7 separate regions of the Homo sapiens genome follow, and regions 1, 3, 4, 5, 6 and 7 are each linked to region 2. Evidence: read pairs that join two places in POLR2A ChIA-PET (ENCODE). Cell type or tissue: CD4-positive, alpha-beta T cell. All regions are shown on one strand. Region 1 has its middle 35 kb from the start of SMARCE1. Region 2 holds the start of LOC107985090 (a long non-coding RNA gene). Region 3 has its middle 6.6 kb from the start of IGFBP4. Region 4 holds the start of LOC105371934 (a long non-coding RNA gene). Region 5 overlaps IGFBP4 (insulin like growth factor binding protein 4). Region 6 overlaps TNS4 (tensin 4). Region 7 has its middle 37 kb from the start of CCR7.

Region 1 (4,000 bases), 79 kb after region 2:
TTTTGTAGAGATAGGGTCTCACTATTTTGCCCAGGCTTATCTCAAACTCCTGGGCTCAAGTGATCTCCAGCCTTGGCCTCCTTAAATGCTGAGATTACAGGCATGAGCCACTGTGCCTGGCCCCACTGTGAATTTTGAATGATCCAATAGGTGATTCAATAGGGAAAAAATGCTTATTCCTGTTAATTTCAACAACTGAGCCTTTCAAGTTGTGTTTATATAGCCAGCATGGACTTAGGTTTCATTTGCCCTACTGTGCAAGTGGAAGAAGAGGAATGTGGCAGTGACTCCTGATTTCATAGAGAAAGCCCACAAAACAGTTTAGAAATACAGAGATGTCAGCTGCAATGCTCCTTCCAAGACAACCATTCCCAAGTGAGAAAACCAGTCAGAATTACAGCTCTCTTTGGGGGTTTCTTATTAGAGGACAAGGCAACTATTTCTAAAGCCTTAGGAGTCTTGGCTGGGTGTGGTGGCTCACACCTGTAATTCCAGCGCTTTGGGAGGCTGAGGCAGGAGGGTCACTTGAGGCCAGGAGTTTGAGGCCAGCCTGAGCAACATGGTGAGACCCCCATCTGTACAAAAAATTAAAAAGAAAATAGCCAGGCATGGTGGTGCGTGCCTGTAATACTGGGTACTCGGAAGGCTAAGGCAGGAGGATCGCTTGAGTCCAAGAGTTGGAGGCTGCAGTGAGCTATGATCGAGCCAGTGCACTCCAGCCTGGGCAACAGAGTGAAATCCTAACTCTAACTAACTAACTAGGAGAAACGAAAAATAAAGTCTTAGGAGCCTTGCGAGATCCCTTTTGTTGAACGAAATGAGTCCAGGGACAGATTTATTCAACCCAAGACTTACCAGGAACAGTGATGAATATTCACATGAGTCTGCTTGTTGCCCCGAAGAGCAAGATTTATGTTCTTGTGAAAGTTTTCAACCTAACACTTTATCATATCTGATTCTTTGAACTGGCTTTTTAATGTAGAGTGGCAGCTGTCTCTCCCCAGCTGGAGGGGAAGGAGGCCATCTTCTGCATCTCCTTCTGAGACACTTGTGTTAATGACGATGGCTTGCATTTGGGAGGCAATTTCATCAGTTGGCATTATAAGGAAAATAGCAGGCCTGCCAAGCTCAATTTACTGGCAGAAAAAGAAAAGGAGTGAAGAGGATATTACTTATTAACTATGAAATGCGGACCGTACAGCACAACACTATCTTTTGAATTCCCCATGATTGCAGAATCATAAGGCTTTCTTCTGGTGTGGGAGCATACTGACACCCCTCCCTTGTGCTGTGGTTGTGAAAAGGATTATGTAAAGATGATTGCTACTTTCAGGAGCCACCAGCCTCTCAACTTTATCGAGGATGCAGGAAAAGGTAATTCAGGAAGGATGCAATTCACTTCAAACCTTTAACAAATCCATGTCATGAAAACCTAATTCAGAGAAGGTCATTTGCTGGAAGGTATATTATTAAATAAAAAGAAACAAATTTTTTTAAAAAAAGATCATTTGCTATAATATTGTTTTGCAACCATTCACCACATGACAACTTAGACAGTTGTTCTCAGGCATTTTGTATCTTTTTTTTTTTTTTTTTTCAAATTAATGAGTCTTTATTGAGAGTGTGCTGGGTGCCTTTCTTTGTGGGAAAACCATATTGGCCAAGTCTCTAAAGCTGATGCACACCCCCTCATTCTGTGCAAGTGAGTCTCTCAGAGCCTTTCAGCACCCGCCTCCAGTGCCTAGTGAGGTAGTCATGCCACCCGGGAAAGTGGGCAATGCTGCCTAAGAACAGTGCCCACATTCCAGCAAACTGTCATCCCAGAGCCTTGCAACCTCCTCTCCAAACGCTTGCAAAAAAACAAGTGTGAGCGCTAACAGACTCCTTGCCGGAAACCAGGTAGCCAGAGAAGCTAGTGACGCACCTGAGGAGGAAACCAGGGATCAGGACACTTCAAAGACCCAGTGCTGGCAAGGTGCCCCGGGCGAGGGTGACTGTCAGGACATTTCTGCATCATCCAGTTATGAAAGCTGATTCTATTTAATTCAGTTTAATTAAAACAGGGGGGCCAGTTCCACCCAAAGGCAGAAGACGCTGTCAGCGGATGCAGAGTGAGATCTGAGGACCAGGAAGCAAAAGTAGCACCTCCCTCGAATCTGCCACTGATGACTGCCATCACCCCATTACTCCCTTCCAGTTACCCTTCGCGACTCACTCATCCCTTACCCCTCGGGAAGACACTGTCCAGGGCAGAGTCTCCCAGTCCAGGGCCCTCGGCTCTGGTGACCACATGCTCTGCACTAAAAATCAGCAACACATGATCAGGCAAATGTGAAGGTCCAAGGCACTAGGGGGCCAGCATATTTGAAATCGAGATGCCCAAAGGGCAATGAGACCAGGAATTCAGGTCCCTGTTCCCATTGCCTTTTGGGAAAGGCAGTAGTGTGGCTTAGTTGAACTGAGGACAGACAGGGACTTGCTGGGAAGGGGAAATCAAGGTGCAGGTTCTCTTGGAAGGAGGCAGGATCACAAGCGGGTCCTGGGGTGGAGAGGGGGAAGGTGTGAGTGGAAAGAGCAAGTGTGCGTGACACAACCGGCACAGTCGGCCTCTTTCTCCACTGGATGGGAACTCCCTAAGGCAGAGGGCTTTGTGTTTTGTACATTGTTGTGTCCCCAGCACCTAGAACAGAGCCTGATACATTGTAGGAGCTCAGTAAATATTTATTGGATGAGTTGTAATATTTATTGTAAATATTAGTAAATATTTATTGAGTTGAGTTGGTCTTTCCAGTGAAGTGGTTGCTTCTCTGTGAAGCTCTGTGGGAAACATAAATGGTGGGAGATAGGTTACCTGTCGTTAGGGCTGGCCATATGTGAGCCCTATAACCATTTGGTATTCATTCATTCATTCATTCATTCATTCATTCATGGAATATTTGCCCAGCTTCTATTCTGTAATATATTGTATTAGTCACTTGGGGCACAAATATGAAAGCCAACACATATTTCTTCAGGACAGGTGCAGTGGCTCACACCTGTAGTCCCAGCACTTTGGGAGGCTGAGGCAGGAGGATCCCTTGAGGTCAGGAGTTCAAGACTAGCCTGGGTGACATAGCGAGACCTTGTCTCTACAAAAAATTAAAAAATAAATCCAGACAGAGCAGTGTACCTGTAGTCTTAGCTACTTGGGAGGCTGAGGTGGGAGGATCGCTTGAGCCCAAGACTTGGAGGCTGCAGTGAGCTATGATTGTGCCACTGCACTCCAGCCTGGGTGACAGAGTGAGACCCTATTGTTAAAAAATTAATTAATTAATTAAAAATATTTCTTTAATACCCATCATGAGCCAGGCTCTGGGGGATACCATGGTGCCTCAGGCTGGAAACACCTTCTTTGGTAGAAGACACAGACTGTCTAAGCCACAGACGGGGGCGCGTCGGTCTCTCTCTGGAAGTGGAGATGCTGGGAAAGGCTTTGCAGAGGAAGGCACATTTGGGCTGCATCCTGACAGCAGGGCAGGCGTTCGTCAGGCTGGGGAGGTGTGGGGCAGCACCGGAGCAGAGTGTCAGTGTGTGTCATGGCTTGGTTTCCCTCAGAGGCCTGCTGGGGCCACCTTTTAGCTACACTCTTCACACCTCATTTTCCCACTTCCCAGACCCTCTGAACATGTCCTTCTCTCTTACTGGTTGCTCCCAGTTTTGCTCATCCCAGGGCCTTGCACCATGTGTAGCACAAAGATTCATTACGATCAATACCAGTTAGTCTAGGAACTGTTCTCAGAGCTCGGTGACATCCCTGGTGTGGGTGCAGCTGGGGACAGCAGCGGGACTTTGACTCCCATTTCCTCTCATGAGCTCCTTGGCCTGGCTCCCCCGGGAACTTGTTGTGAGAGGAGGATCACAACAAGGCTGGGCAGGATGAGGGCATCCCTGGGTTCTCTGTGCCATTGAAATACAACACGGCCCCTGCCGCAGGTGAGTGGATAGTGGGCCCATGTGGTTT
Region 2 (4,000 bases):
ATGACTCCAGCTCAGCTGACAGCTTGACTGCAGCCTGCAGAGGTGCTGAAGTGGAGGACTCAGCTAAGCTGCACCTGGATCTGTGACCCACAGAAACTGTGAGATGATAAAAGTTGTTGTTTCAAGACACTGAGCTTTAGGGTACTTTATTATGCATCAAGAGGCAACTAGTACAAAGTATAATTTGGAGGAGACCAGCCATACCTGTACCCTCCTTAAGTATACATTTGTATAAGTTGAAATCATGGTGGGTGCACTAATTTTGAAGTCTTAAAAAATCACTTATCATTATGGGGGAGATATCATTCATCAGGGTCCATGGTCTGTGTATGTATCAGAGTCTGGCCAGAAAACAGAAACCACACCAGGTATCTTAACAAAATTTAATATGATGAATTAGATGGCTTAATAACAAGTACAGTGTGAAAGGTGAAAATCATCAATAACCAATCATCAAAATCACTCTCAGAAAATGTCATACATCATCAGGACCTGTGGCCTTGGAAACTCAAAAGCCAAGAATTATTGAGCTTATTGTGTTTGTTGCATTTAAGCTTCTCTTCTGTTCCTTTGTGGTGTCAGAGGCTGAGTTTATTTTGAACATGAACAGAGAGACTTCTCTCTCCTTGACAAGCGTGATTTGTTGAATTAGCTAGTTAGGTGGGAGTGTAGTGGTGATACACTGTGTAGTAGAAGCATTCTCCATGTTTCCATTCCCCATCACAGTCACACAGCTGTGGATTTCCAGGCCTGATTGTCCATTGTGTTGATGTCCCAGTTTATTAAACCACTTCCTTATTGTGGTTCCCAGTTTTTGACCTTTAAAGAAAGACTTCAATGCACACATGTATGCAGATAACACTTGGCTTCGTTTGGATAATTTCCTTGGAATAATTTCCCAGGGAAAGAGATTACTGGGTCAAAGGGGGAGGAAGAGCTTCATGCCTTTTGCTGGTAATTGCTTTACTGCTTTCCAAAGGCACTATACCAACCCAGCATCGACAGTTTATAGTGGATGAGGGGTCAGCTTCAGGGCACCAAGTTATTCACTCTTAGGAAATCAGCTTCCAGGTCCTTCATCAACCACCCAAAAGGGCCTGTAGATGTGAGAAGTGGAGTCCAGCACAGAGAATCCCGGGCTGAGAAGTAGGATGTCTGAAAGTCCAGCCTCGAGGCAGCAGAGTGAGCAGTTAACAGTATGACCTATGGACAACAGATCCTGAGTTCGAATTCTGCCTTCACCACTAAGTGACCCTGGGCAAGTTACTTAATTTTTCTAAGTCATTAGTTTTTTCATCTATAAAGCAGGAATTATAGCAACACTAAGCCTTGAGGAGGTGAGAGGAAGATTAAACGAGTCATGACATGTGAAGTGCTTAGACCAGGGACTAGCACTTGGTAAATATGTAGAGTGAGTGGTATTACCATTTCTATTATTCAGACGGAGACTCCATCTCCATCAGCCCTGCTTCTGTAGTGGCTGACCACCTCCTCTTCTGGGTTTCCACGTGAGACCCCACCCTGGTTCTTCAGTTTTTCCTGGGATCTCGTCTCTCTGAGACCAAGAAGCAGTCTTAGCTTTGAGATATTGAGTTGGATGGTCCTTGAATGCCCCCTTGTGGACAGCTGGCTTTCTTTCACTCTTTCAGCTGAAGAGGAAAACTGGCTGTGTGTGTGTGTGTGTGTGTGTGTGTGTGTGTGTGTGTGTGTGTGTCTCGGGGTGGGGAAGAAGGTGGGGGAGGCCTCCATGTTTGCAGACAAAACAGGAAATAGCACGTCATGGCATCTTTCTTGCCGGCTAGGAAGGCATGGGTGTATGGGTCTCTGTACACTTACATAAACATGGAGGGGAGCTGCATGTGCTGGTGTGCAGGTGTGTATGTGGGCATACACTTGATACCACTCTCCTTGTTACTGGGGTCTCTCACTGGGTTCTACTGAGACGATGTGATTAATGTGATTTGAAAAATGAAAGCCCTGTGCACACACGAGGACATTGTTATGTAGAATAGCTTGTATAACCATTCGGTTGATCCTTTCACTGATTTGGACATTCAGTCCCACAGTTGTTTATTGAGTACTTACTATGTACCGGGTCTCCTGAGGTCTGGGGAGGCTACAGTGACCAAGACAGAATCTGTTTCCATCCTCTCACAATCCAGTGGGTGAGACAGACAGGTGAGTAAACCTGTGGCGTGCTAGTCCAGCACTTGGTAAATATTCAGTAAATATGAAGAGTGAGTGTTTTTACCATATTCCCAGAGGAGGGGCAGAGCGGCTGTGGAGGGGGAAGGAAGGCTGCCTGGAGGAGGTGACATCTGAGCTGAGCTATGAACTGTGAGTGATCTATCCTCTCCCTGGCTTTGGGGCAGAGGGCTTGGTACAAAAAGCATTAGTGGGGTTTTGGAAGTGCAGGCTGTAACCCCAACTCCCTGAGCAAGTCCTTTTTTTTGGGCCGGAGTTTCCTCCTGGACTAAGTCAGGGGATTTGGCCATGAAAGCCACAGTTTCCATCAACTTTGATGTTTTCTGACCTTTTATTCCCTCAGCCTGAGGAATTCCCATTTCTTCCACTGGTCTTTCATGCCCCATCCTCTTCCCTAAAGAAATGAAAACCAGACTGAGTGATAAAAAGCAGTGAGACATTGGTATACACATGTAGGACACACACACACACTCTCACACACACACACTTTCTCACACTCTCTCTCACACACACACACACACTCACACACACACACACACAGACACACACACTCCTCTATTCCCGCCCTACCCCTGCTCTGCTGGAAACCTCGAGCTGCCTCCCAGGTCAGAGTGGTCTGACAAGGGAGGGGTGGAGTGCAGAGGCAGAGTGGAGGTGAGAGCTCAGCAGACCCAGTTTCTTTTATGCTTGGCCACTCAGGCAGGTCACCTTGGGGAGGTTACTGAGCTTCCCAGAGCCTGCTTCCAGCTCAGCAAAGTACATACCCACCTGGCAGGGCTTCCGTGATGATTAGAGCTGCTATATGCGAAATGCGCCCCCCGGACTCTGTGTAGGACCTAGCAGGCTCTCGGAAAATGGGAGCTGAAAAGTAATGATATTACAAAATATCTAGTGTGGTGGCTCACACCTGTAATGCCAGTACTTTGGGCAGCTAAGGCGGGCAGATCACTTCAGGTCAGGAGTTCAAGACCAGCCTGGTCAACATGGTGAAACCCCATCTCTACTAAAAATACAAAAAAATTAGCCAGGCGTGGTGGCGGGGGCCTGTAATCCCAGCTATTTGGGAGGCTGAAGCAGGAGAATTGTTTGAATCCGGGAGGCTGAGGTTCGCAGTGAGTTGAGATCGTGCCACTGCACTCCGGCCTGGGCGACAGAATGAGACTTCGTCTAGAAAAAAAAAAAAAATCTAGTGTGGGTCAGACTCTTGTGTCTGCAGGAGGGAAAGGTGTGATCTTTCTTCCACTCTGATCTTCACAGTGAGAATGGTCTGGGGAGGATAGCAGACATGTGCCAAGCTCACTGTAGGTGGTGAGGCACTCTGGTTCCAGTTTAGAATGCAATTTATTACTTGGGTCACTTTGGCCGAGTTATTTAACCTTTCTAAGCCTCAGTTTTCTCATCTATAAAGCAGGTACTTTAAAATAGCTCCCTTGTGGAAGTACTGTGAGGATTAAGTGAGATAATAAATGTAAAAACACTTCATGTAGTTCCTGGTATATAGTAAGTGCTCCATAAATTGATAGCTACCTGTATTGGTCAGGATATGCTAACTGGTGTAACAAATAGACCCAAGAATGTGTGATGGCTTAGAGACAATGGAATCTTGTTTCTTGCCCCTCTAATGGTCTAAGAAAATACCAGGTTAGCAGTGAGGCTCAACTAGAGACCAGGTTTCTGACAGCTCTGCCGTTTTTTTTTTTATTTTGAGACGGAGTTTTGCTCTGTTGCCCAGGCTGGAGTGCCGTGGTGCAATCTCGGCTCATTGCAACCTCCACCTCCCGGGTTCAAATGGTTC
Region 3 (4,000 bases), 97 kb before region 2:
CAAGTGTGTGAGACACAGAAGGAGGCCAAACCTCATCCTTTTTTTTTTTTTTTTTGAGATGGAGTCTTGCTCTGTCACCCAGGCTGGAGTGCAGTGGCATGATCTCGGCTCACTGCAACCTCCATCTCTAGGATTCAAGTGATCCTCCCGCTTCAGCCTCCCGAATAGCTGGGACTACAGGTGTGTGCCACCATGCCTGCCTAATTTTTGTATTTTTAATAGAGACGGGGTTTTGCCATGTTGGCCAGGCTGGTCTCGAACTCCTGACCTCAGGTGATCCACCTGCCTCAGCCTCCCAAAGTGCTGGGATTACAGGCGTGAGCCACTGTGCCTGGCACCGTTTTTTTTTTTGTTTTTGTTTTTTTGAGACCGGGCCTTACTCTGTTGCCCAGGCTGGAGTGCAGTGGTGCAATCACAGCTCACTACAGCCTCCACCTCCTCAGGTTCAGGTGGTGATTCCCCCACCTCAGCCTCCTGAGTAGCTAGGACTACAGGTGCACGCCACCACACCCAGCTAATTTTTGTATTTTTCGTAGGGACTGGGTTTTGCCATGTTGCCCAGGATGGTCTCAAGCTCTTGAGCTCAAGTGATCCTCCTGTCTTGGCCTCCCAAAGTGCTGAGATTACGGTGTAAACTTCATCCTTTTATCAGGATCCCACTCCTATGATAACTAGCCCACTCCTGTGATAACAATGAATCCATTTATGAGAGTAGAGCCCCCACGACCTAATCATCTCTTAAAGGTCCCACTTCTTAATACTGTCACAACGGTGATTACATTTCGACATGAGTTTTGGAGAAGACATTCAAACCGTAGCATTAGTTTTGCCTGTTTTTGAGTTTATATAGAGTGATACAGCAGTAATCTTTTGCTAACATATGATTTGTCTATATCGATGGATGTATCAACAGCATATTCAAGTCGAGACTTAACCATTCTACTGTTGGTTCCATTTCTGGCTATTCTGAAGAGTGCTGCTGTGACACTCTTGAACATGTGTTTTGGAACACACACACACACACATTTCTGCTGGGTATATATCTAGGGGTGGAATTACTGGTTGCTTCTCAGTGGTTGTACAAATTTGTTTTCTTACAAGCATTATATGAGAATCCCCTTACTCCACATTCTGGTATTGTCAGTATTTTATTTTTTTACCCATCTGGTGGGTATGGAGTGGTTTCCCATTATGTTTTTCCATGTGTATGTATTAAATGAGGCATAACTGGAAGCAGGCACTCTTACCACCTACTCCGTACAGTTTCTCCTAACAATCCCATGCACTGCGTATTTCACAGATGAGGAAATGGAGGCACGCCGTTACTCCCTTTCCTCTCTTGCAGTCCCCTCACCTTTCCTGGAGGCCCTTCCCTACTTTTCCAAGTGGGATTGGGATGTCTGGTCACTACCAATCTTGAGAGGCCCCTCAGGCCAGGATGTTCTTTTGGGAAGGGAGAAGAGGAAGGTTGGGATGAAGTGGGCAGGGGTAAGGAGGAGAGAAAGGATGAGGCATAGACGCTGGCATGAAGGATCCTGGCTCTGGCTATGGAATGATGGGGCCAGAAGAGAGTCTGGGCATATGCAGAAGGCATGACTGGTGCTATCTGTAAGCTCCTACTGCTGGTGGGGAAAGGGGGAGGCATGCAGCTGGGGAGTAAGGGCCCTGTGCGCATGGGTGTTGGAGATCACTCTGAAGGTCCAGCAAACTCTGGGGGCTTACGAGTCTAAAGTCTTATGCCCCCTCTGTGGGGGCGTCTCTAAGCCTAAAGCCCTTTTGGAGGACTCCCTGGGTTCAGAGGTCCCTTGGTCTCTTTAGGATTTCCTAAGGGGAAGGTGGCACTTTTTTCCTCAGGGTTGGGGAAACAGGACTCAGGGCCTGGAGGCCCTCTAGGGAATGTGGACAGGGTGTCTGCTCTGATTCTGGGCCTCTGATCTGTCAGGCCACCTGCCCTCTGACTCAACAAGCATTAGGGGAAGCAGGGCAAACGACTTCCCAGCCCAACCTCTGGCTCTCTCTGCTCAAAGTGCCCTGTGTGTCGTCGTTTCTGCAAGTGTCCTCTGCAAGATTTTCCCAGGTTGCACTTTCTTCTTCTGCTCCTACCCCCATCTTTCTCGAGTTCTGAGCCCAAAGCTCACGGTCAAAGAAGGCTAAGATTGTAGCAGGCAATAAATGTATTTGGCACAAGTCTTGGCTCAATTACTTGCTAGCTGTATACTCTTGGGTTAGCCTCATCACTTCTCGGGGTGGTGACAGAACTCTCACAGGGCCCAACATCATTCACTTGGCTTGTCTCCTGCTTAAGCTTTGGACAATGAGAAAGCGCTCCTGTTGGTGCCAATTGGCCTGGAAGCGTTGCAGGCTCTGGAGTGTTGGAAGCCATGCCAGCATGGGGCCTTGGACCATGCAAAAGGAATCCGGAGGTCCTAGATTCCTAGATTGCCAGAGCTGGAAGGGCCTTCACAATTCAACAAGTTGCCTTCCCCCATTTTACAGATGGCCAAACTGAAGCTAAGGAACAGGAAGTGGTCACAAAGCTGGTGAGCAGCTAAGCAGGATGGCCTGGAGATATGAAACTGGATCCTGGCCAGCCCAACTGTGGATGGCTTTCCTCTCCCCTCCCCCTCTCTTGCCTGGGTGTTCACCTCTGGAACCATGTGTTCCCAGGGAAGGACCCAGGCTCCATAGTCTGGGACTGGGCTGGACCAGGCCTCCCTCTGCACTGTGTTGTCTCTATGGAGATCCTGGCTCTCTTGATCTGGTCTCTCCAAGTATGGGGCCCTGGTGGGCAGGAAGGCAGCTGTACTGATACACCATTGCTCAGCCCACATCTGCGGTGACTGTGGGGGTGCCCTGTCTGGGACCTGGATGTCAGCTGACATGGAGGGGAGCTAAGATCCTCTACTCAGTGTGGGCACAGTGGACATTCCAGGGCAATCAGGAAAGGGGCTGGGAGGCCAAAGTTATGAGGAGGCCTGGGGCCCAGTCCCCTACCAATGCCACCTCTGCCCTGATCTCCCCACCCAGCTTGTACTCTGTGTCAGACTCTTTTGCCCTTGTTGGCATTAGAGTGCTCTGACAGCTGTTTTGAAAGGCAGTAAAGCATAGGGGCTAATAGTACAGACTCTGGAGCCAGACTGCTTGGGTTCACATCCCTGTTCTTCCACTTACTTGCTGTGTGACTCTGAGTAAGTTACAAACCTCTCCATGCCTCTGTTTCCTTGTCTTAAAAACGGGATGGTGATAGTGCCTAGTTCACGAGGTTGCTGTGAAGTGCTCATGAGTGAAGCACTTAGATCCCTATCCTGCATGTAGTCTGTGACTACTGTGTTAACTTTTTTTTTTTTTTGAGACAGAGTTTCACTCCTGTAGCCCAGGCTGGAGTGCAATGGTGCCATCTTGGCTCACCGCAATCTCCCCCTCCCAGGTTCAAGTGATTCTCCTGCCTCAGCCTCCCCAGTAGCTGGGATTACAGGCACACGCCACCATGCCCGGCTAACTTTTTGTGTTTTTAGGAGAGACAGGGTTTCACCATGTTGGTCAGTCTGGTCTTGAATTCCTGACCTCAGGTGATCCACCTGCCTCGGCCTCCCAAAGTGCTGGGATTACAGGCGTGAGCCACCGCGTCCGTCCTGCTCTTTTTAGAAACAATTTTATTTTTTATTTTTAAGAGACCAGGTCTGTCTCTGTTACCCAGGCTGGAGTGCAGTGGCACTCATAGTTCACTGCAGCCTTGAACCCTTGGGCTCAAGGGACCCTCCTGCTTCAGCCTCCTGAATAGCTAGGACTATAGGCTCATGCTACCATAGCTGGCTAATTTTTTTTTTTTTTTTTTTTTTTGAGACAGGGTTTCACTCTGTTGCCCAAGCTGGAGTGCAGTGAGCTATCTTGGCTGACTGCAACCTCGACTTCCTGGGCTCAAGTGATTCTGCTACCTCAGCCTCCCAAGCAGCTAGGATCACAGGTGCATGCCACCATGCCTGACTAGTTTTTGTATTTT
Region 4 (4,000 bases), 210 kb before region 2:
TAGTTTTGGGAGTGTGGGAAGCTGGCAGGGCCCCTGGCAAGATGACCAGTGTTGTCTTGACTTACTGGGTTTTGGGAAAGGAGTATGGCAACTGATACCCCGGCTCCCAGGGCTTTGGCTGAACATTCTCTCTGACGCCTGCTGTCTTTCCTCCCTCTACTCCCCTCTCCACCCTCTGGCTGCTGTCTGGAGCCCACACAGTTTGTGGGGGGATGCACGGTGGGGGGCAGGGCCTGGATCTCCGTGTGTGTCCAGGGAGTATTCTGGGAATTGGCAGGATTGGCTGAGGGTGTCTTGGTGTCCCCGCAGGGTGGGCGGCATGTGGGGACCTAGTGTGAGAATGTGTCAGCGTTGGTGTGTCTGTCCCCAGTCTGGCTCGGGTGTGGGTGTCTCGGGTGTGGGTGTCTCTTGCTTCGTCTGGATCTTGCCTCCCGCTCCAGTCCCGCCCTCCCCTCGCTCCCCCCTAGCTGGGACCGCCTGCTTGCTTTCCCTCTCTCCCCACAACTGGAGCCTCCCTTGCCTGTTCCTGGAATTTGGAGAGGAGGAGGAGGAGGAAGAGGCAGGCAGACAGACCTCCCACACTCTAGCCCGCCCACCTGGCATCATGGGGAAATGAAATAGGTGCTATGGAACTACATTTTCCCTGGCTTCCCTAGACCCTCCAGCACACATCATGAGGGCCAGGGGCCAGCTCTTATGGAAAGGCCATGGGCTGTCCATCCCTCTGGCCAGTGACACCTCCTTCTACTTAACATCCTGCCCCAAAGGGCCCCTGCTGGACCTCCAGGCACCACTGTCAGCCTGGGGAGCCGGTGGGGGGATTAGGCTGCTGCCAGGCTGGCCCGCACCTGTTGCCAACCCCAGCCCTATAACTGGAGCTTGCTAGGGAGGGGGCTGCAGAATGACAGGTGTAATTTCTGCAGCTAGGCAACTCCACCCCCCCAACTGGATATGCCTTTCCCTTCTGCCGGAACAAGGGAAGACTTCCCCTTCGCCACTCCAAGTGTCAACCTGATCTTATGGATGATGCCCCTGTCCTGCCTGATGACCCCCACCCCCATCCCTGGCTGCAGAGCTGGGCTGCCCTCCTTCAAGTTTTCAGAGCTGTGCTGCCCTGGCAGGGCTAGGGGTGTGGGGGTGTGTAGATGGGGGTGGTTCTCTGTTAATGTTTTAATTGCCTAAAAACTGGGAGCTCAGCTCTGGGCCAGTGGGGAGTCTGGGTCTGGCTGGCCGCCCGGTTTGGGCTAAATATAGTCTGGGACATCTGCAGAGAAGGGGAGGGGGGTGGAGGGAGGTTCCATTCCCCCACCTTCAGCCAAGGTGCCCTCGTCTGGGCGGGCACCTTGGAGCAGTGAGGGGGATTCCTCAAGCACAAAAGGCAGGGGAGAAGTGGCAGGGAAGAGGTGGCAGGGGAGAGGTGGCAGGGGCTAGGCACAGTTGGGACCTTGCTTGCCTGGAGGCCAGTAGATGCCGGAGATGAACCTGGAGGCTCAGGACAGGGCAAGAGTGGGGCACGCCGGGGCTGGGTCCTCTGGCTGTTCCCTCTCCCCACAGAGTTACTTGAGGTCAGGCAGTCTCCATGTGTCACTGTACCCCGCAGGCAGTGTCACCGTGACCCACTCGCTGTGTGTCTGTGTGTACACACCTACCTTGGAGTGGCTTTATCCCGGCCCTCCCCCCGGAGCCTCTGTCCCCTGGGTCCTACCGCAGGTCCTCAGCCCTCCTTCCCTCTGTCCCTCGCCCTACAGTGAAACCTTCAGCCCAGGAATCGAGACTTGAGAAGGGGAAGCTGCGGTGGGGAGTTCTCTGATCTCCAGTCACGGCAGGAAGTGGAAAAGAGGGGGGTTAAGGGGGGGACCCATGAGTGGCAGGCAGGGAGGGAGAGCCCTGTCAGTCCTGTGACCCACTGTGCAGATCAAGGAGGGGTTGGCCCCCTTCCTAGTGGTCCCCCTTCCCTCCAGCTCCAGGTAGGAGAAACCTGGGGGACAGCTGATTCCCCAGGGGGTGCAAACAATCTTCATCACCCCCCCAACACTAAGAAAAAAAATGTCTTCCTGTCACGTGGCTGTCACTTCCTGTCCCACTGTGGTTCCTGGGATGTTTGTTGTTGGTTGCCATGGTGATGTCTGCCGTGGGCACTACCCCTGGTTCTTGTGGGGAAGGAGCTACCCCTCCCCACCAGGCTGGGGGGGTACTTGGGGGACTTGACTAGGGGGTCCTTTCAGGCTGAGTGTGTGTGGTCTCTGATGCCCCAGATTCCCCAGGACCCCCCAGACTTCTGTCTGTGGGGAGGAGTCACTGCCACCTACTCAGACTGAGTGCTGGGGAGACTGTGACCGCATCTGGCTGTGCCTGACCGTGGCTGTGACTTTGTGAGTCTGACTGATTTTGCAGCCCTTGTCCCCTCTGGCCGGGGTTCCTCTCGCTCATAGAGATGCCCATTCAGGGAACCTCTGTGCTCCCTATCTGTCCTCATATACAGTTCTGGAGCCTGCTCCCATCCTGTGTTCTGATGGAAACCACCTTCCCCAGGGAGTTTCTGTGGCTTCCTGGACTCCAGGCTGGAGTGTCAAGGGGCTGTGGGGCAGGGTCCTAGGTTGCATGTGTTTGGGGCTGGGGAGGTGGGGGCTCTGCAGACTATGCCTTCCCCTGCACACACAGCCTGCACCCGCTTCTCCCTTGTCTGGCAGGCGCTCTTCTCTAAGGGGAAGGCCATGGGGATCTGTGACCTATTATCCCTATCCACCTGTGGGCTTCCCTGTTCAGCTGGGGATGGTGAGGGGAAGAGATTCCCCCTAGTTCTAGCCCCAACTGAGTAGGCGGGTGTGGAGTAGGAAGTTGCTTGGGGGGGGGTCAATGGGTCGGAGGGGGGGTATGGGGCAGGGCACAGTCTGACTCAGGCCTGGTCTGGGGTCAGAGCCAAAAGGATATCCTGAGGCAGGACTTGGTGGGGGGGTGTATTCCTGGATTCCCTGCAGCGTGGGTCCCCAGGGTGGGATGCTGAGAGGGGGCTGGTACCATCTAGTCCTGCTGGCAGTTTGCCCTGGGACTCAGAATATGGCATACGCAGGGTTGGGCTGAGCTGAGGGGAGGGGTGAGGGCTGCTGCAGCCTATCTCCCCACCCTGGCCCTGCCTGTATCTCTGTAAGCTGTCCCCCCATTGTGAGAGAGCTGTGCTTCCTGCTTGGTAGCATGGAGGGGAGGTAGTGGTGAGGGGGCAGCTGCCAAGGTGTGAGGGTGGGGAAAGCCCCGTGCCAGGCTGGATGTGAGGTCGGTGGTTTCCAAGCTAGGGGGTCCCCTTTTGTCTGTGCCCCTTTGGTCCCTCACCCAACAGAGCTGCCTGCGTATGGTCCACACATTTCTGTGGTCTGGCTGTGGCCTCAGTAGGCTCATCTCTTCCTCTTCCCATTTTTTTTTTCCTTCCCTGTGGGTTGGTCCCTCTTCTTGAGGCCTGAATTACCCCCTGCCCTTTCACCTACTCGTTGCTTGGAGTAGGGAGGCTTCAGTTCTGGTTCTACGTGGACCTCTCAGACACCCTGGGCTTCAGAGGTCCTGACCATGTCCCCCGGGGGATCTGGGGTATGGCCCCTGGGGATGGAGGAGTTGGGAGCACAGCCCTGACCAGCAGAGACCCCCACTTCCTCCTCCTAGAACCTGGACTGCCCCGAGCTTGGATTGTCCAGTCACCCTTTCTGCCTGGTATCCAGTCACTGGTGAGATTATGGCGTGTGGGGGTCCTGCAGCTCTGTGTAGCTGGGGAAAAACCCTGGGCTGAGTGGAGTACAAGCTGTGGAGACATTGGACCTATTCTTTTGGGACAAGGCACTGTGTCTTGAGGCAATGGGCAGTGGTAGCACCCGGAAGTGAGACACTAGGCTTCCTCCTTCCCCTAACTCCCAAGAGGACATGCTTATGGCCTGCACTGACTAGGGCAGATTTTCAAACCAGTCCTAGCTCTAGCAAGGCTGGCCTGGGGTTCTGTGGGGTTGGTGGGGAAGAG
Region 5 (4,000 bases), 84 kb before region 2:
TGTGGCCTCTTCTCTGGCGCCTTCCCTTCCTCTGCTGCTGGAGCAAAGACCGAGGTTTCCCCTATAGTCAGATGTCAACTGGCTTAGCTCCAAGCTGGGCGCTGTAGGAGGACCAAGCCTACTTGGAAGTCCCATCTCCCAAACAAGCTTTTTGGAGGTCAGACTTTTCAGGGGAATAGGTCTGACTCCACTCCTGCTCAGAGGGGAACCCACAGGCATTGGAATTTCTCCAGAGGGCACTACCAGGATGAGTAGCACCAGGTGGCTGGAACTCTTGTGTGAGCAGGGAAATAGCAAGTATTTAGCCAGTTTTGGAGATGAGAAGGTTAACGTTATCAAGAGACTCAATGCTATAACCCTTACCCCCACAAAAACCTGGTGCTTAGGGGTGGATCCTGGGGTGGCTCTTCAGTCTGCCAGTTAAGCAGGGTTGGGCAAGGAAAAGTTACAGATTACATGGAAAGTCAACAAACCACGGTGCAGAGAAGCTGTTGAAGTCAGCGTGCCCTGCCCTGGCTCTGTGTCTCTGACCAGGGCAGGGTCAGAGTGCCCAAGTGCATGTGGGTAAGGCACATGTGGATGAATGTGTGTCTGGACACGTGATTGTTTGTGTACACTTGCAGTTCTTGAGCCTGAGCCTGTCTGTGTGAGTAGGCAAATACGGATTTACCCTGTGTCCCCATGAGACTAAGGAGGGAGCTACTCTCCCTATCTGGTGGGTGCTACTCCGTGTAGACATGAACTGGGGATAAGTAGGATGGCTAGTGGGGAACCTAACAAGGGAGAAGCCAGGCAGTTTGCTGGCTTAGCTTTTCGTAGGTAACCCTCTGATGTGACATGGGGCCATACCAACCCAAGAGCATAAGCCATGCCTCTGGACTCACCCTGTGCCCCATGCAGCCCTAGGCTTCAGTGAGCATACCTAATCCTCCTTAATGGTAAACATCCCAAATATCCATTAATAATCCTCTGAGGGTTAGTTATTTGTGAACTTTGACTCGTAAAAGCTCAGCACTGTGGCTCACGCCTGTAATCCTAGCACTTTGGGAAGTCTAGGCAGGAGGATCACTTGAGGCCAGGAGTTTGAGACCAGCCTGGGAAACACAGTGACACCCTGTCTCTTAAAAAAAAAAGAAAAGGCCGGGCGCAATGGCTCATGCCTGTAATCCCAGCACTTTGAGAGGCCGAGGCAGGTGGATCACGAGGTCAGGAGATCGAGACCATCCTGGCTAACACGGTGAAACTTCATCTCTACTAAAAATACAAAAAAATTAGCTGGGCATGGTAGCGGGCGCCTGTAGTCCCAGCTACTTGGGAGGCTGAGGCAGGAGAATGGCGTGAACCTGGGAGGTGGAGCTTGCATTGAGCCGAGATCGCGCCACTGCATTCCAGCCTGGGCGACAGAGCGAGACTCCGTCTCAAAAAAAAAAAAAAGGAGAGAGAGAGAGAAAAAGAAACTCAGCATGGAAAGCATAGTTGTGGTCATGCTTCTATTCCATATCTCTTGAGATTTTTGAGGCTGCTACCACCCTAATTCTCCACACTTCCAGGGTGGGAGCTCACTACCTCCTGAAAACTCTTCCTCACTCCTTGAACTCCTGAAAAACCTTCCTCACTCCTTGAACCAAAGAATATTCTACCCATTTACTGAGAGGAATGAATCATTGTACAAAATAGTGCTTGCTTTTTTAAAATTTTGAGACAGGGTCTCACTTGTTGCACAGGCTAGAGTGCAGTGGTGTGATCACTGCTCACTGCAGCCTCGACCTCCTGGGTTCAGGTGATCCTCCCACCTCAGCCTCCCAAGTAGGTGGGACTACACCTGTGCATCACCACACCAGGCTAATTTTTTGTAGAGATAGGGTTTCACTATGTTTCCTAGGCTGGTCTTGAACTCCTGGGTTCAAGCGATCCACCTATTTCGGCCTTCCAAAGTGTTGGGATTACAGGCGTGAGCCACCCCAGCTGGCCCCTAGTACTTTCTTTTATGGTCATTAAAAGAAAGCAAACTCAGGAAAAACAAAGGCTTTCCAGGTTGGAAGGGTGCCCCCTGGTGTTAGTGTCCTGGGCTGTGGCAAACAAGTCCAGGTGATCTCCAGCCCTACTTAAGTAACAGGGTGGGGCCTTTGTCCACATCTCAGCTCAGCCTCTGTCCTTCTGACATTTGGTTCTAATTCTTTAATTCTTGAATTTTTTTTTTGTTTTTTTGTTTTTGTTTTTGTTTTAAGAGACAGGGTCTTGCTCTGTTACCCAGGCTGGAGTGCAGTGGCACAATCATAGCTCACTGTAGCCTTGATGTACTGGGGTCAAGCGATCCTCCTACCTCAGTCTTCTAAGTTAGGACCACAGGCAGGTCTGACTAATTTTTTTTTTTTTGGTAGAGACAGGGTCTTGCTATGTTGCCCAGGCTAGTCTTGAACTCCTGGCCTCAAGTGATCCTCCCACCTCGGCCTCTCAAAGCACTGGGATTACAGGCGTGAGCACCCAGCCTGGTTCTAATTCTTTGAGGTCTTCCATTTCCTTTTTCTCTCCACTCCCCAGTTCCAGCTTACACCCCTGAAACACGGTGACTCCATCCTCAAGCCTTATGGCTTTGTGCAAGGTGGGGGTGTGGAGGGAGGTGATCACTGGGGCAGCTTAGGTTTCTTTGGCTGGAGGAATTCCTTGGGAGGGTCTCAAAGGAAGGGCCTGGATCCCAGATCTTTCTCTGGTTCCTAACCGAGGGCTCAGGATCCATCTCCTTATGGTCCCCTTGGCACAGTCCTCGTCTTCTGAAGTTTATGTTTCTTCTTTTGCTGCCTACCTTGGCCAGGGGGTCTTGCTATAGTGTCTTCTCTTTGGTTGACTCTTAGGAACTTGATGTAGGACTGGAGTCCCCTCTGGACTGTCCTTCTTGGGATTTTAAATGTGCAGAAGGATGGATTATATCTGTCTACTCTATTTATTTCTTCCCTTTTATTCCTCTTTTCTAAGCCAGCTCTCCACCGTAACAAAATCTTCTTCCATCCTTGGTGAATTTTATTAATAACCTTTGGTGTGGAAGGTTATTGATAAAGACTTTCTGGTTAGATTCCTCCTTGCCTGGTTTGCCTTTATCCACATATTTCTCCCCACACCCCCCAAACCAGGAGAATGAAAAGAGAACCAACCCCCCCAGCTTTGGCTAGGCAGAAAAATACCATTTGACCCAGAGGCAGCTCTGGGATCGCTGCCACGCATGGAGGAACCTGCTAACTCCTCAGGAAAAAAAAAACCCTGACGCAAACCAGATGTAACCTCCTGTCCGGCTGCCAACATCTGGAATGCTGGCAGGGGCTTTGCACTCAGGCCGGCAGCGAGCTGCCAAGCCTGAGCATTTCAGAGGTGGCTCTGATCTGCAGAGAGGTCTTCCAACCTCTTTCTCCAGCTCAGCCCTGTATTCTGGTTTTGACTGCTTGGAGGGAGGAGCAGTGGTTACAGTTCTGGGACTCAAGCATGGGGTTTTTCTTTTTTAAAAAAATGTATTTTATTTTATTTTATTTTTTTAGAGACAGGGTCTTGCTCTGTCACCCAGGCTGGAGTGCAGTGGTGTGATCATAGCTCACTGTTAACCTCGAATTCCTGGGTTCAAGTGATGCTCCCGCCTCAGCCTCCTGAGTAGCTAGGACTACAGGCACATGCCACCATACCCGGTTAATTTTTAAATTTTTTGTGAAGATGGGGTCTTGCCATGTTGCCTAGGCTGGTCTCGAACTCCTGGCCTTAAGTAATCTTCCCTCCTCAGCCTCCCAAAGTGTTGGGATTACAGGCATGAGCCACAATGCCCCATTTGGATGGAGTTTTTCTTGAGCTCAGATAGAGCCTTCAGGAGATCCCACAGAGGGGTTGAAGGTCCAGCCTCATCACTCCCGTCTCCAGATCCCTGGTGCCCTGGTTCTGGGCAACCCCTATGGACTTTGGATGGAGTCTGAAGTCTAAGAATGGGAAACTTCGAGGTGGGGGACTGAAGGAATGTGTGAGG
Region 6 (4,000 bases), 53 kb before region 2:
CCCCTTGAGGTTCACAGGCTCCCTCTGGGATCCCAGGCCCAGAGTCGGCAGGACGCCTTGGTGGGCAGCGGGGCCCTGGACAGCCTTCTTAGTTTGGCCCAGCCTTGAACTTACTTCCGTTGCTCAGGGTCCATACCACAGAAGCGGAGGGTGGTGAGTGGGTAATGGCGCCGGAAAAACACCCTAGGAGGAGGCGGGGAGAGAAGGGAAGCGATGACAGCCTGTCCCAGTGTCATCCTGCCTCCAGCATCTCTCGTTCCCCCCAAGCTCAGGTGCCCTGTCCTCCAAGAAGTCTCTGGGTTAGACCTTGAAGACCGCTATGGCCTTTCCCACTGGGGGGCCCTGGCGCCCCGCTCCTGCCTCTCTCCTCTCATGGGGCTTGTCTGCCTCTGTCTTACACTCTGGGGTTTTCTATCACACCCCTACCACGCCATTTAATTTTTTTTGGCCACTAACTTTTTGAGGACACGAATTACATCTTGGTCATCTCTTGTTTCTCCCTGTGAAGTGCTCAGCCCTGGATCAGGCTCCTGTTAGACTGTGAGATCCGAGCCTGGGGAAGGAACGATCTCATTCCTCTCTGGGTCCCAGTGGTCAGCCAGTCTGGCCGAGGGAAGATGTTCCATCAATGGGTGCAGGCATAATCGGCACCCATGAATACTAGTTAACTCCATTTCCTTCCTTCCTTCCTTCCTTTTTTGAGATGGAGTTTCACTCTGTCACCCAGGTTGGAGTGCAATGGCGTGCTCTCAGCTCACTACAACCTCCGCCTCCTGGGTTCAAGCAATTCTCCTGCCTCAGCCTCCCAAGTAGCTGGGATTACAGGTGCGTGCCACCATGCCCGGCTAATTTTGTATTTTTAGTAGAGACGGGGTTTCATCATGTTGACCAGGCTGGTCTCGAACTCCTGACCTCAGGTGATCCGCCCGCCTCGGCCTCCCAAAGTGCTGGGATTACAGGCATGAGCCACCGTGCCCGGCCCCCGTTAACTCCATTTTCATCAGTCATGATGAACAGGGGCTTTGGCAGTGGAGTGAGGCCTGGAGGAGGCAGGGAAGCTGCCTGGAGTCACTCAGCACATCACTGGCCCCGCTGGGTCATCCAGAACCCTGAACTTGACCTTCATCCCTGATCTGCAGCTGTCTCAGCTATCCCCTCCAGCTCTACTCCGCCAGCCCCGGAGCCCCAGGGCAAGGGAAGGCCCTTACTTCCTCTGGACATCAGTCAGAGTGATGCCCTGCTCTGTGACTTTGAAGTGGACCACGGTGGGCGTGGGGAGGATGTCCCTCTCAAAGGTGGTGGAGATGGCTTTCTGCACGGCCAGGGCTCCAGTCAGGGTCTCCACGCTCACTGAGCTCAGGTACAGGGTGTGGCAGCCTGTGGGAGGCAGACACTGCGCTGGGGCCACTGACCCAGGGCCCAGGTTCTCCCTCTGCCCAGGGCCAGGGGAGGGGGTGAGTCTCCTGTTCAGGAATCCAGTGGAGCTCCTCTTAGAGCCGCCACCCAACAGAAAGTGGGTGTGTGGGTGATCACAGTTTGAGGCCAACCCCAGAGGGCTTTGGGATCTTCTGTGGCTTTGCATCGCCCTGGCCCCTGGCCCTCCAGCATGGGGCAGGGGAGGGGATGTTGCCCTGTGTGTAGAGGTGCCCAGGAAAACATCCTTCTGTCCACACTTAACGGCTGCTCTCCTCCCCACACCTCCATCTTCAAGGTCTTGGTTCATTGGCAACGGTAGGGACAGAAGACAAGAATGGGGAAGGAAATTGTTCGTGCTCAGGGCATAGAGCAGGAACAGTCACTGAGACAAGTGCTGATGTGTGCTGGCCTCTGGGAGTGTGGGTCAGGGACCTTTCCCCTGGTGAAGGCTCCAGGACTTAGACCTGACACCCCATAGAGGATCCCAGACCCAGAACCACCTCTAGGGCAGGTTTCTCAGACCTAGAGAGACCCTAGCACGTGTGCACATGCCCATGTGTGTGCAGGAGGGACTGTAAGTTCTGCCACTCCCCCCACCCCCCACCCTGCCCCACTTCCCTGCTGGCCTCTCATCTTCTGTTTTACAGGGGTGATGGGGAGCGGGTGTGGCACCTTGTTAAAGATGCAGAAACAAAGCTGAGATGGGAAACACGTGTGTGCCTGTGCGTGTGTGCGTGCATGCGTGCGTGTGTGCAGGGTTGGGAGGTGCCCTCTTGGGGCACAGCCAAGCTTGGCGCCTCCCTTCCTGTACCACTCACCCGCAGATTTCTTCTGGCAGGAGGCTGGGCTGTCTGTAGAGTCCGAGGCCCCATCTGCACCTCCCAGTTCTGAGCCAAGGCAAAGAAACAGGCCCCCCAAAGGGGCGGGGGTGGAGTGAATGGACCCCTCTCACAGGAACAGGCCTCATGAATCCCTTTGAAGATCTCCCACCTCCACCCCCATCTCCAGGAAGTGACTCAAACCAGGTGTGATTACCGTAATTAGGCAAACAGGCCACTTTGGGCTCCCTAAATGCTTAGTTTGCAACCCTTTTGATCTCTTCATCCCCTCCTCGCCCCCCCACCTCTTAGATGGCTGCCATGATCTTGTCCTCACAGGCCCCTGACCTCCTCACTTCTTTTGGACCCTGTCTCAACCCCTGACCTGTCTTTGCAGAAAGCGAGGAGGCTCTCACCATCGCTCCTCTGGGGCTCCCTTGCCTTGATGCCCTTCCAGAAACAGCCCTTCTCGAGCTTCTCCTGCACACCCCTGAGATGATCTATTTCATCTGAGCTGCCCCCCTACCTGGCTGTATGCTCTGGATAGGGCATGCTGATCTGGGTTCAAGGTCTGACTCTGTGGGCCTTTGGGCAAATTACGTAACATCTAGAACCCTCGTTTTCTTTTCCTTCCTTTCCTTCCTTCTTTCTCTCTTTCTCTCTTTCTTTCTTTCTTAGATGAAGTCTTGCTCTGTCGCTCTGTCACCCAGGCTAGAGTGCAGTGGTGCGATCTTAGCTCACTGCAACCTCTGCCTCCCCGGCTCAAGTGATTCTCCTGCCTCAGCCTCCTGAGTAGCTGGGATTACAGGCGCCCACCACCACGCCCAGCTAAATTTTTGTATTTTTAGTAGAGACGGGGTTTCACCATGTTGGCCAGGCTGGTTTCGAACTCCTGACCTCAAGTGATCTGCCCGCCTTGGCCTCCCGAAGTGCTGGGATTACAGGCGTGAGTCACCACGCCCAGCCCTTATTTTCTTATCTGTGAAATGGGGATGATAACAGCAAAGTCTACTTCACAAGCTTGTAGTGAAGCATGAATGGGTGAGTGAGTGCTCAACAAATGCTGGACCTGGAAAGAGAAAACCTCTCCAAACTATTTGATTTAGGCTCTTTCACCCTCTCAAAGCAGGCTGCTATTTATCCAACATCCATTCTATGCCAGGCATTGCGCTAAGAGCCTTGCCCGGGCTATCTCTTTCGGTCTGCACAGCAATCCTATAAGTAGGTATGATGAGGAAACTGAGGCTCAGAGAGGTCAACATTCTCAAATTTTCACAGCTAGGAGGTGGAGATGTTGAGCGACTCCAGTGCACACAGTTTTAACCGTGACACTAAAATAATCCACCAACAAGGTAGGAGTGAACCCCATTTCTAATGAGAACAAACAGGTCCCCCACCTTGGCATTGCCTCTTTGGGGCCCAGACCCACCTCTCTGTGGGATGGTGAGTTTGCAGGGCAGGGCCAGGGCCATGATGGAATGCTGGCACACGAAGGCAGAGAGGCTCCCTGAAAGGAAGCAAGCAGCCCTGCATGAGTAGAGCTTCCCCAACCCACCCCTCAGCTCACAACGGAGACTTCGCTGGCCCCCCATCCCGGGGGAGCCTGGAGGCTGGGGAGTCTCACCAAAGTAGGGCTCCTCATCTGCTCCTTTGAGATGCACTCCTTTGGCAGACGACTCGATGAGGAAGTGTCGGATGAGGTCATTGCTGTCCTCACCTGGACAGAGAAGAAAGAGTGCATTCGGATAGAATTCCACCTTGTGGCC
Region 7 (4,000 bases), 69 kb after region 2:
TCAAATGCCACCCCTTCAGACTTCCCAGCATTGCTGTGAGGAATCGTGGGCTTTTCTTTCCTGCTCCCAGTGTGACTTTGGTACCTTTATTTAGCATCTATATTGTCCTCCCTTGACTTAAAGCCAAGTTGTTAATTCTCCCCTTTCTTGAGTTCTTAGAGGGCAGGGATGCATTCCATTCATCTTTATCACCAACACCTAAGGTGACACCTGGCACATAGTCAGTGCTCGTTAAAGGTGTGCTGAACTTTGAAACGAAGGGTTGCCTGTTGGTGGTTGAAAACATTTTTTTTTCGAACCTTGTTAAGTTTGAAAAGTTCAATCCCCAGTGCCAACATGCATATAAATATAGGTGCTTTCATGCTCTGTTGATGGGAATGTGAACTGGTTCAACTTTTCTGGAGAGTCATTTGGTAAACATTTAGGAGAAGTCTTAGAATTTTCTATGCCTTTTGACTGAATTCTTTTTTTTTTCTTTTCTCCTAAGGAGTTAGTGAATGGCTTTTCATAAAGACATTGTATTTTTTCATAGCAATGTTTTTAAAAATTATAGCAAAAATGGGGCCAATATTAATATGAATTTGGATAAATAGTGGTTTATATGCAATAGAATGTCATGTAGCCATTACAATTGATGATATATTTGTTAATCAAATAAGTAAAGTGACAAAAACATTACAAAATAGGAAGCATAGTAGGATTTCAATTTTGAAGGAAAATAAGGCTCTATCCATGGAAAAATGCCTTGAAGGATATACGTCTAAGTGTTTCAACCCTTTTTCTCTAGGTGGTGGGATTTTAGGGGATTTTGACTTTCTTCTGTTCATTTCTCTGAGTTTTCTCAATTTTCTCCCATGTGTTACAACGAACATGCATTACATTTAGAACATAGAAAAACATTTTCCAGCATCTTGAGTTGATTCTCTAAGTAAATTCCTTGCTCCTTAAATTCTGAAAACTGTAGAGACCAGATCAACGTGTAGGATGTCAGAGGTGGAAAAGCTGTGGGAAGTCCTTTGGGCCAGAGTTTTGCAAAACTGGCTGTGCGTGAGAATCACACGTGGGGCTTTCAGAACTCTGGCTCTGCCCATACCCAGTGGCAATAAATCAAAGTCACCAGGGATGGCTGCAGGCGTCAGAGTGGTTTAAAGCTCCCAGGTGATTCTAATATGCAGCCTAGTTTGAGAACCCTGCTTTTGAGTTGTGCTGTCTAACAGTAGCCACTAGCCACACGTGGCTATTTAAATTATGCAACACTAAATAAAAAATTCAGTTCCTTAGTCAAAGTAGCCACTTTTTTCTTTCTTTTTTTTCTTTTTTTTTTCTTGAGACAGAGTGTCACTCTGTCACTCAGGCTGGAGTGCAATGGTGCGATCTTGGCTCACTGCAACCTCTGTCTCCCGGGTTCAAACAATTCTCCTGCCTCAGCCTCCCAAGTAGCTGGGACTACAGGCACCCGCCACCATGCTCGCAAAGTAGCCACATTTTAAGCACTCAGTAGTCACATGTGTGGTTAGTGGCACTATATTGGGCAGTGCAAGTTAAGATCTACCTCTCACATTTCAGGAGAGGGCTGGGCATGGTGGCTCATGCCTGCAGTCCCATCACTTTGGGAGGCTGAGGCAGGAGGGTTGCTTGAGCACAGGCATTTGAGACCAGCCTGAGCAACATGGTGAGACCCCTATCTCTACAAAAAAAAAAAAAAATTAGTCAGGCATGGTGGCACGCACCTGTAGTCCCAGCTACTTGGTAGGCTAGGGTGAGAGGATCGCTTGAGCTGGGGAGGTCAGGGCCGTAGTGAACCATGATCATGCCGCTTGCGCTTCAGCCTGGGCAACCAAGTGAGATTCTGTTTCAAAAAAATTTTTTTCTTTTTTTTTCAGGAAAGGCTTTTGCAGGTGGGTGCCCTCCTTCTAGCAGGCCTGAGGCTCAGGGAAGGGGCAGGCCTCTGTTCTTGCCTGTTTTAGGGCGGTGGAAAAGACCTCACTCGGCCGTCAGGAGAGTAATCTTGTGCCTAGAAAGTTCTTTCTGCTTTCTCGTGTCTACCCCATCCTCCTCCCTGAGCATGGTGAAGCTCAGTGCAGCATGTTTATTTTCAAAGGCTTGACAGGCCCAGGCCCTTCCTATCTGTTCAGCCTGGTCCAGGCCACCAGGCAAGCTGTTTACAAGGGATCCAAGTGCTCGGTGGAGAGCAGAACAGGCCGAGAGTGTTTTCCACGGCTGCCGAGAAAGATGAGCGAGTGGAGGCAGAATAACAAAAAGCCACTTCAAAAACACACCAGAAAAAGTCACAAAGCAGAGACAATCAGAGGTTTGAGACACACACACCCCCAAAACCCTGACAAGAGAGCGAAAACAAGTCATGAGGGAGCCTCTGATGGTTTCAAGACAGTCGCGGTTGCTGATTGAGAACAGGCCTGTCCCAGCAGTTCTCAGAGGAGTCGGGAGCTGCGGCTGTGGGGGGTCAGAAACTTCACCTGAGTTCTGAGAATTGTGGTGGGACAGTCCCTGAGGGCTCCGTCTCTCTGGGAAGATGGTGGGGGGCGGGTGAGAATGGCAGGCCCATGCTGGCTGGGTGAGAGTGTGAGGCTGTTCCAGCCTAGAGACTGGCCACCGGTCAGGAAGCAGAGTCCCACCTGGCCCCAGGCTTCTGGCACCTACTGCCTGAGAGCGTGAGGCCTCTATGGCCATAGTCCACCTGGGAATTCAAAGGCGTAAGGCCACCTGCATCTAGGAAGCTCCTTCTTTGGGATCTGAGCTGAGGACCCAACAGTGAAGAAGCCAAGCCAGAAGGGAAACGCTGGTGCTCCGCTCCACCTTGCCCCATTTTGCAGTGAAGTCCAGTGAAGAGAGCCCTGGGGGTGGAGCACTGGAGCTCAGGTCCCAGGCACTATCACTCCCTTGCTGTGTGACCTTGGGCAGGTCAGTTTACCCCTTTGGACTTTAGTTTCTTGACCTGCAAATTGGAGGGTTGGTCTAGATGAATGGCTTTCAACCCTGGCTGAATATTGGAATCACCTGGTGAGCTACAAAAATCAACATGATGCCAGTTGTTCTGGGATACACCCTGGGCATCAGCATTTTTAAAAGCTCTTCAGATGATCCCAGGCCAGGTGTGGTGGCTCACGCCTGTAATCCCAGCATTTTGGGAGGCTGAGGCGGGCGGATCATCTGAGGTCAGTTCGAGACCAGCCTGGCCAACATGGTGAAACCCTGTCTCTACTAAAAATACTAAAATTAGCCGGGTTTGGTGGCATATGCCTGTGCACGAGAATCACTTGAACCCAGGAAGCAGAGGTTGCAGTGAGCGGAGACCGTGCCACTGCACTCCAGCCTGGGTGACAGAGTGAGACCCCGTCTCAAAAAACAAAACAAAACAAAAAAAGAACCATTAGTCTGCCTAATGCTTATCAAAATTTAGAGTGCACAGGAGTCTTGTAAAAATTCGAGTGGAATTCAGAAAGTCTAGCATAGAGTCTGAGATTCCACATTTCCAACAAGCTCCCAGGCGATGTCCATGGACCACACCTTGAGTAGCAGCAAGTCTGTGTTGAATGTCCCCTTCCCTTGAACTTGCAAGTTGGATCCAAGCTCCAATCTACTCAGTCTGCTACTGTTCTTGTTTTGGTAGCTGGCTGTAGTTGCCTATTTCTGCCAATCTGCCAATAACATCATTGTTTCTAAGTTCTTTCTTTCCCCCCACCCTCTCTCACAAGAATTGTTTAAATCCTCACTCATCATTTGAATTCTAATGAGATGCTGTGGATTGAATCAAATAGGGATCTTCCCTTCAAGGGCAGTAAATAAGAGACAGAGCCAGGCTGTGATGTGAGTTCAAAATGGGGCAGAGGTCATTTTTAGCTGAGAGGATTGGAAGGGATCTACGTGGCTGATAATAACAGTGTACCACTGTCCAAGTGCTTTGTACTAGTTGTCTCATTTTATCCTCAAAACAACCCTACAGGTAAGCACTGGGAACGTTCCCCAGTTTACACACGAG

The links. ChIA-PET counts read pairs that join two places held together with the same protein. Peaks named below come from ENCODE experiments on the same cell type or tissue, not always from the same donor. Only the 100,000 strongest peaks of a DNase experiment are listed, where the experiment ranks them.
Region 1: POLR2A ChIA-PET joins it to region 2 with 11 read pairs; 9 of 35 experiments call an interaction of 5 or more read pairs at or near these places.
Region 3: POLR2A ChIA-PET joins it to region 2 with 10 read pairs; 26 of 35 experiments call an interaction of 5 or more read pairs at or near these places.
Region 4: POLR2A ChIA-PET joins it to region 2 with 15 read pairs; 9 of 35 experiments call an interaction of 5 or more read pairs at or near these places.
Region 5: POLR2A ChIA-PET joins it to region 2 with 11 read pairs; 27 of 35 experiments call an interaction of 5 or more read pairs at or near these places.
Region 6: POLR2A ChIA-PET joins it to region 2 with 74 read pairs; 28 of 35 experiments call an interaction of 5 or more read pairs at or near these places.
Region 7: POLR2A ChIA-PET joins it to region 2 with 12 read pairs; 10 of 35 experiments call an interaction of 5 or more read pairs at or near these places.

The regions. Positions count from the first base shown.
Region 1 is chr17:40,611,058-40,615,057 of GRCh38, forward strand. No RefSeq gene overlaps it. Among named protein-coding and RNA genes, the nearest start is that of SMARCE1, 35 kb to the right of the region's middle. RefSeq lists an enhancer at 3,732-3,851. In CD4-positive, alpha-beta T cell, no CTCF peak of the experiment used is centred here; DNase peaks (open chromatin) are centred at 1,274, 2,084 and 2,574; H3K4me3 peaks cover 1,538 bases; H3K27ac peaks cover 3,930 bases.
Region 2 is chr17:40,531,877-40,535,876 of GRCh38, forward strand. It overlaps LOC107985090 (a long non-coding RNA gene), which reads right to left and starts at 2,598. Exons shown (of 2, transcript XR_001752884.2): 1 at 2,534-2,598; 2 at 370-1,203. In CD4-positive, alpha-beta T cell, a CTCF peak has its summit at 1,534; DNase peaks (open chromatin) are centred at 1,705 and 2,811; H3K27ac peaks cover 709 bases.
Region 3 is chr17:40,434,874-40,438,873 of GRCh38, forward strand. No RefSeq gene overlaps it. Among named protein-coding and RNA genes, the nearest start is that of IGFBP4, 6.6 kb to the right of the region's middle. In CD4-positive, alpha-beta T cell, no CTCF peak of the experiment used is centred here; no DNase peak of the experiment used is centred here.
Region 4 is chr17:40,320,888-40,324,887 of GRCh38, forward strand. All of the region lies in intron 1 of RARA (retinoic acid receptor alpha), which reads left to right. LOC105371934 (a long non-coding RNA gene) reads right to left here and starts at 1,637. Exons shown (of 2, transcript NR_189654.1): 1 at 1,445-1,637. RefSeq lists an enhancer at 164-748. In CD4-positive, alpha-beta T cell, no CTCF peak of the experiment used is centred here; DNase peaks (open chromatin) are centred at 384, 1,784, 2,114, 3,234 and 1 weaker place; H3K4me3 peaks cover 4,000 bases; H3K27ac peaks cover 4,000 bases.
Region 5 is chr17:40,448,329-40,452,328 of GRCh38, forward strand. The region is part of intron 1 of IGFBP4 (insulin like growth factor binding protein 4); the gene reads left to right. Among named protein-coding and RNA genes, the nearest start is that of IGFBP4, 6.9 kb to the left of the region's middle. In CD4-positive, alpha-beta T cell, CTCF peaks have their summits at 2,022 (motif pointing left) and 2,222; a DNase peak (open chromatin) is centred at 2,063.
Region 6 is chr17:40,478,466-40,482,465 of GRCh38, forward strand. It overlaps TNS4 (tensin 4), which reads right to left. Exons shown (of 13, transcript NM_032865.6): 7 at 3,859-3,951; 8 at 3,664-3,741; 9 at 2,235-2,303; 10 at 1,209-1,377; 11 at 115-183. Among named protein-coding and RNA genes, the nearest start is that of TNS4, 21 kb to the right of the region's middle. RefSeq lists an enhancer at 1,652-2,851 and a silencer at 2,834-3,019. In CD4-positive, alpha-beta T cell, no CTCF peak of the experiment used is centred here; a DNase peak (open chromatin) is centred at 2,176; H3K4me3 peaks cover 360 bases; H3K27ac peaks cover 2,488 bases.
Region 7 is chr17:40,600,672-40,604,671 of GRCh38, forward strand. No RefSeq gene overlaps it. Among named protein-coding and RNA genes, the nearest start is that of CCR7, 37 kb to the left of the region's middle. RefSeq lists an enhancer at 2,066-2,325. In CD4-positive, alpha-beta T cell, no CTCF peak of the experiment used is centred here; DNase peaks (open chromatin) are centred at 1,110 and 2,330; H3K4me3 peaks cover 1,288 bases; H3K27ac peaks cover 4,000 bases.